2 separate regions of the Homo sapiens genome follow, and region 1 is linked to region 2. A link is an interaction called in ENCODE POLR2A ChIA-PET data of the cell type or tissue named here. Cell type or tissue: HepG2. All regions are shown on one strand. Each heading gives the region's core, and the rest is flanking DNA. Links, peaks and the distances in the headings are about the cores only. Region 1 has its middle 34 kb from the start of TRIM9. Region 2 overlaps TRIM9 (tripartite motif containing 9).

Region 1 (4,401 bases), core at 87-4,086, 120 kb after region 2:
AGTCTTACAGTACAGTTTGAAGTCAGGTAATGTAATGCTTCCAGATTTGTTCTTTTTGCCTAGTTTTGCTTTGGCTTTGCAGCTCTTTTTTGGTTCCATATGAATTTTAGGATTGTTTTTTGTAGTTCTGTGAAGACTGATAGTGGTATTTTGATGGGAATTGCACTGAATTGGTAGATTGCTTTTGGCAGTATGGTCATTTTCACAATACTGATTCTACCCATCCATGAGCATGGGATGTGTTTCCTTTTGGTTGTGTTGTCTATTATTTCTTTCAGGAGTGTTTTGTAGTTTTCCTTATAGAGGTCTTTCACCTCCTTGGTTAGGTATAGTCCTAAGTATTTTATTTTACTTTATTTATTTTTTTGCAGCTATTGTAAAAAGGGTTGAGTTATTGATTTGATTCTCAGCTTGGTCGCTGTTGGTGTATAGCAGAGCTACAGATTTGTGTACATTAATTTTATATCTTGAAACTTTGCTGAATTCATTTACCAGCTCTAAGAGCTTTCTGGATGAGTCTTTAGGGTTTTCTAGGTATATGATGATAATCATCAGCAAACAGTGACAGTTTGACTTTCTCTTTACTAGTTGGGATGCCCTTTATTTCTTTCTCTTGTCTGATTGCTCTGGCTAGGACATACAGTACTATGTTGAATAGAGGTGGTGAAAGTGGGCATCCTTGTCTTGTTCCAGTTTTCAGGGGGAATGCTTTCAACTTTTCCCCATTCAGTATAATGTTGGCTGTGAGTTTGTCATAGATGGCTTTTATTACCTTAAGGTATGTCCCTTCTATGCCAATTTTGCTGAGGGTTTTAATCATAAAGAGATGCTGGATTTTGTTGAATGTTTTTTCTACTTCTATTGAGATAACCATGTAATTTTTGTTTTTAATTATGTTTATGTGGTGTATCACATTTATAGACTTGCAAATGTTAAGCCATCCCGGCATCCCTGGTATGAAACCTACTTGATCATGGTGGATTATCTTTTTGATATGCTGTTGGATTTGGTTAGCCAGTATTTTATTGAGGGTTTTTGCATCGATGTTCTTCAAGGATATTGGTTTGTAGTTTTCTTTTTTTGTTATGTCCCTTCCTGGTTTTGGTATCAGCATGATACTGGCTTCATAGAATGATTTAGGGAGGATTCCCTCTTTCTCTATCCTGTGGAATAGTGTCAACAGGATTGATACCAGTTCTTCTTTGAATATCTGGTGGAATTCAGCTGTGAATCCATCTGGTCCTGGACTCTTTTTTGTTGGCAAATTTTTAATTACCATTTCAATCTCACTGCTTGTTATTGGTCTGTTCAGAGTTTCTATATCTTCCTGGTTTAATCTAGGAGGGTTGTATATTTCCAGGAATTTATCCATCTTCTCTAGGTTTTCTAGTTTATGTTTGGACTTTTAATTGCTTTCATTATGACCTTTATTTACTTTCATGTTTTTCATAGATATTTTATAATATTTTTCCTCTTTACTTCCAACTAAGTAATCTATTGGTTTTATACTATGTAAATTGCTTTATTTTATTCCTTTTAATTTTCTTATTTTGTAATTATCCTTTTGGTTTTAATGTCTTCTCCACCTATCTTTGAACTTTTATTATTTGAGCCTGGGCACAGAAGCACAGGCTGGAGGCTGCCTCTCTGCAGTGGCCCTGTTTTCACCTCTTTTCCACCTTACTGAATCTCTTATCTGTTTATCTTCATCTTAGCTGCCTCAGAAAACTAAATAACTCACTTGGCCCAGGAGAACTCCTATTTTTGCTTGTATGGATGGTGCTCTTGTTATACTGAAATGGTGATAATCTTGATAATTTGCACTATCCAGAAACTATTTCCAAAGATTACTCATGAGAAGTAGAACAAGGTGATTGTGAACAAGAAAAGACATAGAGAATCTTTACTTAATACTTATACCTATCTGTACTGTTTGGAATGTTTCCATAGTCGTATAGTACTTTTATAAAATACACAAGTGAAAACTAGCAAGTTTTGTGTTCGCCATCATTTATAGGCAATGGCTATGGGACAAATTGTATCAACAACATGCCGAAGGTGAGATGGGAAGTCGTTACCCTGCTCTGGCATTGGTGAGGAAGCTGTTGATAAACAGTCCCAGGATAGCAACACAGAATGTCTATATCCAGGTCGTGGCCAGCAGTGGACAGACTCTAAGGTTACTCCCAATGACCCCTGCCTTCTAATATTCAAATCCCCTTCCTTTGAGTGTGAGTAGGATCTGCAACCTACTTCTTTTTTTTTTTTTTTTTTTTTGAGACAGAGTCTCGCTCTGTCGCCCAGGCTGGAGTGCAGTGGCGCAATCTCAGCTCGCTGCAAGCTCCACCTCCTGGGTTCACACCATTCTCCTGCCTCAGCCTCCTGAGTAGCTGGGATTACAGGTGCCTGCCACTATGCCCGGCTAAGTTTTTGTATTTTTAGTACAGATGGGGTTTCACTGTGTTAGCCAGGATGGTCTCAATCTCCTGACCTCGTGATCCGCCTGCCTCGGCCTCCCAAAGTGCTGGGATTACAGGTGTGAGCCACCGCGCCCGGCTGGATCTGCAACCTACTTCTAACCAAAAGCATATGGCAAAGGTGATGGGATATCACCCCTATGATTATGTCATAATACATTAAAGAAGACTCCATGCTACTGGCACTCACTGTTGCTCTCCTACTGGCTCTGTAGAAGCAAGTGGCCATGATGTGACCTGGATATGAAGAGGGCTGTGTGCTGGGAGCTGCAGGCAGCCTCTAGCGGCTGAGGGTGGTCTTTACCCAATACAGCAAGAAACCAAAGCCCTCAGATCTACAGATGCAAGAAGGTGAATTCTGCTAACAACCTGAGTGAGATTGGAAGCAAATTTTCCCTAACTGAGCCTCCAGATGAGAACATAGCCCAGATGACACCTTGATTGCAACCATTTGAGAGCAGAGGACCCAGCTGAATGGTTCCTAGAATCATGACCCATGGAAACTGTGACAGGATAATGTGTGTATGTATGTGTTAGTGTGCATGTTTAATTGCTTTATTGAGGTATAATTTGTATGCTATATAATTCACCTATTTAAAATGTACAATTCAATGAATTTTAGTGTATTCACTGAGTTTGTAAGCATTACCACAATCTTCGAACATTTCATCTCCTCCCAAAAAACCTCCACACACATTAGCAGTTACTCCCCAACTCCTCAGCCCTACACAATTACTAAACTACTGACTGTCTCTATAAATTTGCCTTTTCAAGACATTTCATGTGAATGAACTTGCATAATATGTGGTCTTTTTTGATTGACTTCTTTCACTTAGTCTTGTATTAAGCCCCTAAATATGTGGTAATTTGTTACACAGCATAGAAAACTAATACACATTCACAACAGTTTAACTCTAATATTTATTTCTCAATTGCTCCTCTTCCCTTCTAATCAGGGTCAAAAGAATCCTCCTCATCCATTGTGTCCCTCGTGAGAGCTGCTCATTTGTTAGAACTTTTATTTATCATTCAGGATTCACATAAAAGGTAAGATCCCAAACAGGAGGGAAGCACTCTTCACTTCCATATCATGGATCTTTGTTCCTTTTGAGAAAGTGCTTCAAGGGTTTAGGCTGTGGCTGAGGATCCTATAATGTTTGTTTGGTTTCCCCAAGGACAAATAGAATGTTTACTATGATATTCAAATCTAAACCTTGGTTTTTGTCTGCTTGAACTATCAGTAACAGAGAGGTGTGTTACAGTCTCACTATGATTGTGGATTTCTTGATTCCTCCTTGTAAGCTTCCCCTTACCCTTCACTATCCATCTGCATCCCTTATCCCTGAACTACCCTGGCCTATGGTTTCAGGTCACCTCTGTGGTTTCCAGTGACCCATTTTCTGGCACTTGGAGATGTTCCTGTTTTAAGAATGTATGAATTTGGCTTTGCATTTAAAATAATTTGTATTATATTTTATAAATCCTTTCTAGGCATTGCAGTGGGAGGGTTTTCATGTTTCTCAGTCTGCCATATTGCTGAAATTGGATCAGTCAAAAGTTGATTTTTCTAAAGTCCTAAATGGGACATATTTCCTGTCCCCAGGTGTCTTATAATTTTGTTTATTAACAGTCATCTCAATGCCTCAAGGAATCAGGTGTCACCCTGCAATCCCCTTCCTAACACAGCATCACTAGGCTCCGGCATTTGACCACAACTCACAAGATTCCAGACACCGCCTTGTAAAATGCCATCACTTCCTACCCTCAGATTCAAGTGCATAGATGAACACATGCTTACACACATGCATGTCTTCCTGTCCTCTCCACAGAGTTTCTGAGGGGGTGCCAATAGGCCAGAAACCAGGCAGTAAACTATGGCCACAATGAACCATGCTCAGTTCCCTGAGAATACGATGTTCCTGTG
Region 2 (4,401 bases), core at 271-4,270:
GTCGTATACTTAAGAAAACACTGTGAGACATTACAATAAAACCATGTCTGAGCTACTAAATCAAACATAGCTAAATCAAAATTAGTGCCTGTTAAAACTGCAGGCAATTGGTTTAGGAGAAGAAATCATGTTTTAAGCTTCAACGGCACAGGGTTTGGATGAAATCTTATCAAAGAGCTACAGCTACTGCAGGCTCAGAAGCCCCAGAAATCCAGATTTGGAGGAAAGGAAATAAATTCATTGTCTTGCTCACTAAATAAACTACAGGACTGGTTGGAAAGAGAAGGACACAGAAGACATAATGCCTTCTAATGAGAGTATCTAAACATAAATAGGCATCACCCAGGAGTCGTAATTGCAGGATTAACTTTAGGTCATTTTAACTACTAGGGACTTTCCTTTTTATTTTAAATTTGTTTTCTTTATTAAAATACATTTTTAACATATTTACTACGGAAGATAAATATAACAAGTTTTGGGAAACCATTCTTCAAAGGGCTTGTAGAGACATGAATGATTCCCCCCGGGGGGTATTTATTCTTAACTGTCCTTATTAGTTAGCGCCCACCATGAAACAATTCCTTATGCTCTTATTTCATTAGCTCCATATTAGTCTTTCTTTTTTCCTTTGTTCATGTTTCAGGTAAGTCTACATTTCATCAATTACAAAAATCAAAGAATAAGATCACAGATGGTTTCAACTTAAATCATGCAAATGCTTACAATGTCTCTGATAAGAAACTCAAATGTACCTGTGTAGACATAGGTATAATTAAAAAAGTAACTGAAATACATGATGTCATGTGTAATTAAAACATCAGAACTTAATTTATAAGCCCTTGGTGGATACAGTTTAAAAGACCAAAAGGATAAAAAAAAAAGGCTAGACTCTCAATAATCTTCAGATCTTGATATTGTCCCAGATTTAGACAAATTAGCAAATGGACAAAAAGTCAAAGGGAGTGGAGAGGAAAAAAAAAAGAAAGAACTAACCCAGAGATATTTGCATCTGTCTGAATCTATTCCTCCATGTGCTGAGAATTAGTTTTCCGTTTTCCTTATTTACCCCCAGTGATGTTGTATATAAAAGGTGAATGTGCCAAAATTACAGCCTCATTAGCAGAAACTCAGGCTGACATTCTAGAAAAATATATTTTATAGTGGGTGTTATGTTATCCTATTTAACTTCATTAGGCACAAAATAAATGGTCTACTAGAAATCCAAAGTACTTTCCAATTAATCTATCTTTTATGGTTTGGAAAAGGATAGCATTACAGTTTCTGGACTGAAATCTAAGGAAGAGCATTGTGTTTTACTGGAACTCCTGTTATTGGGGCTGTCATAGCTATATTGATTTTTACACTTTCTTGATCATTCTGGGGCAGCTTTTGTTTTTTCCTTAAGAATGAATTTCCCCTGACCTGATCAGGGTTCCAGCATTTATCCTTCTTTTAGCCTGTAAAATCAAGCTTTAGGCTAAAAATTCTTCTCTTAAAATACAAGGGGGAAGCTATTCTCACTGACTTCCTTGAAGAGGTCTGGCGGAGCTGTGGTTCAAAATTAAATTTTCCAGTAGCAGCTTCTTATACCAATGTTTTCAAATGTCTTCCCTTTTTAAGGCCACTCTATTTCAAATTCTATCTCACATTTTATTTGTTTAATTTTTTTTTTCAGTGATCTTTCAGATTGTGAACACTCACAACCATCCAGAATTCCTCTGTGAAAGTACACAGGAGTGTGGCAGGGACAAGTGAGAAGAGAAGCTGGGCTCCCAACCTCAACAGGGAACACTAATCATAAGGGATGCTTTCAAGCACTTTACTGAATGCCAGAGAGTGTTGTGAGAGGTTTACAGGTATTCACTCATTTAATTTTCACAATAATCCTATAAAGAAGGTATTGCAATTATCTTTATTGTGCAGCTGAGGAAATGGAAACACAGTAAGGTTTTACAGCTAGTAAGTGGCAGGACTGGCATCTGAAGCCAAGCAGCCTGGCTCCAGAGGCTGTGTGCTTAGCATTGCATCATACTGCCCCTCTCCAGTCCGGTGTTTAGAAATAGTGTACTGGAGGAAAGTCTGCACGTCTAATTCCCAAAGTTTCTTTCTGTTTCCTATAATGTGAACAATAAAGATTCCCCAAATAAAGATTCTACCTTCACAACTATGGTGGTTGGGAATGCAATTTTACTGTGTTATCTTCTCTGAAGGCTCATTTGTAGACTGTCATTCCCCTTTATGGTGGCTGAACAATACAAATGGCATCTGAGGAAAGTTTAGACTTTAGCAGAACTACAAGCTGTTTCTGGAAAGCTATTACCGGTACACTGTTAAAGATAACCCTGAACGCAGGTTTTGAGTCCATGCATTTCAGGCTATCAGCATTAACAGATTACATGCAAGTGTGTGTGCTCATTCCATCCCCGCTAACCCTCTGGCAGCTTTCCCCCTATGATTTATAGGGGACTCTATTCAGATCACACTGTCCTTGCCCATGACCTTGGTGCATACTCAGGGCTCTTATATTCAACTTGAGTCAATAAAAATAAATACACCCTTAGGTGAGTAGAGGCACTTAAGGGGATTAACAGCCAATGGTCTATGTGCTAAAAAGGCTTGGTGAACTGTTAGGTCATTGTTTCGTCCTGGTTCAGAATGAACAAACTGGCATTTCACTTCAGTACCATGACTCATGAATCTTGGGATTCTTTGTGTACTTAGACAATTCTGGGTTAATATTTATTGGGGGAGGAAGTAGGTATCTGAAATCTATTCTCAACCAAACAGTAAAGCCCTTGGCTGACTAGGAGAAGACTTAAAATTTCCTTCCTATGACCTGGAAAAGAGCTGATCATACAACCTTAGAATTAAGTGGAAAATGTTTTTTTAATTACTCTCTAATAAAAGTAGAAGACAAAACTTAATATGTTGTTTTCTATAAAAGAAAAGTCTGAAAGACCAAATGCCACTTCCAGTTTTCTGGAAAGAGGGTAAGATGATTTTCTAATCAAAATACAACCAGAAAACGTGCCATTACAATTTAGGGATATTTGAAAAAAGGTACCAGCCTTCTCCAGATTGATCCCATTGCTTGAGGGTGGTGTGGAATCAGAATGGGTCAGTTAAATCCGTAGCTAATAAGAGAGTAAAACTTTAGATAGTGCATTCTTGCTGAATAGCAGCTGGTCTGAGTGAAAATACGTAAAAGCCAACTGCAAACCTACTTTCTTTTTTATCAACAACAACAACAAAAACAACGGCAACAACAATGGCGTCTATGATGAGCTTTTGAAACCAGAGATGTTTGATAAAATTCTGAGTCAAGAAGTAAACAGATATTTTAGTTATGATTTTGAGTCAGAACTTTAAATGCATACTTTAAGTAAATTTGAAAATATTTTAACTTCCTCCTGTAATCAACTTAGCACAATTAGAAAATACATATTGGATTACATGTATTGTTAGTTTCACAATGGACGGATTACTTTAATACCACTCCAAATGCTACTTCTTTCTTTGAGGTGCAGTTTCTTGACATATTTTTTACTGACAAGTTGTGAAAGGGCAGTTTATTAAACTGACAAAGAATATCTTTAAAAAATAAGAAGATGAACGCCACAACAGGAAGAGTTGTGTATATATTAACAGATATTACAGAGGCCAATAGAAGTCTGAACTCCAGCCAATCAAGTTCTATTGTGTCATGACCTTTGGCTTTTTCTTTCCATCGCAAGCATCTGACAGATGAAAATTATTCAGATTCTAAAGAAGGCTAGGCTCTCACTGAATTAATTAAACTCAATGAGCACAAAGCAAAGCATATAAATTAACCAGGCAGAGTGATAATAATCAGAAGTAAATTAAATTAGACAAAGTGTTAAAAAAGAAAATGAAAATGGAAGACTATAATCCAGTATTATACCAAATGGCCTGTTAGGTTAACTTCATGAATCATTGTTCTGTTTTTTGTGTGGTTTCAGATGGATTTGTGCTGGGAGAGGGTTCTGCGTTTTGGCCCTGAGAATACTTGGTATTCTCTGCTGTGTGTGCAGACTTGAACAGACTGGACAAACAGCCTTGTCCCTCTTACTTTTGTGCGCAGTCCTAAGTGGCCAAGTGACAGTGCTTTAGAAATGTGGTCTGTGATGCAGAGAGCATGAACTCGCAGTTCCCATACCCAGTGAAGGGCCTGTTCACTCCAGCTCAATCTCTACCATCCTGCCAACTGGCCTGGACTCCACCGTGAGCAGATGGACATGACTCAGGAGGGCAATGAATGGGGGAGGAGAGGATTTTGACAGATGATTAAAGCATTTCAAAACCCTGAGGCTTTTACCCTCTAACTGCCTCCTCCTCCTGCCCCCTCACTGAGGCTAATTGGGTTAGCTCATTTTTTCCTCT

What was found. ChIA-PET counts read pairs that join two places held together with the same protein. Peaks named below come from ENCODE experiments on the same cell type or tissue, not always from the same donor. Only the 100,000 strongest peaks of a DNase experiment are listed, where the experiment ranks them.
Region 1: POLR2A ChIA-PET joins it to region 2 with 5 read pairs; 2 of 35 experiments call an interaction of 5 or more read pairs at or near these places.

What each region holds. Positions count from the first base shown.
Region 1 is chr14:51,126,602-51,131,002 of GRCh38, forward strand. No RefSeq gene overlaps it. Among named protein-coding and RNA genes, the nearest start is that of TRIM9, 34 kb to the left of the region's middle. In HepG2, for the core only: a CTCF peak has its summit at 2,754; no DNase peak of the experiment used is centred there.
Region 2 is chr14:51,002,776-51,007,176 of GRCh38, forward strand. The region is part of intron 5 of TRIM9 (tripartite motif containing 9); the gene reads right to left. Among named protein-coding and RNA genes, the nearest start is that of PYGL, 60 kb to the left of the region's middle. In HepG2, for the core only: no CTCF peak of the experiment used is centred there; DNase peaks (open chromatin) are centred at 2,026 and 2,666; H3K4me3 peaks cover 885 bases.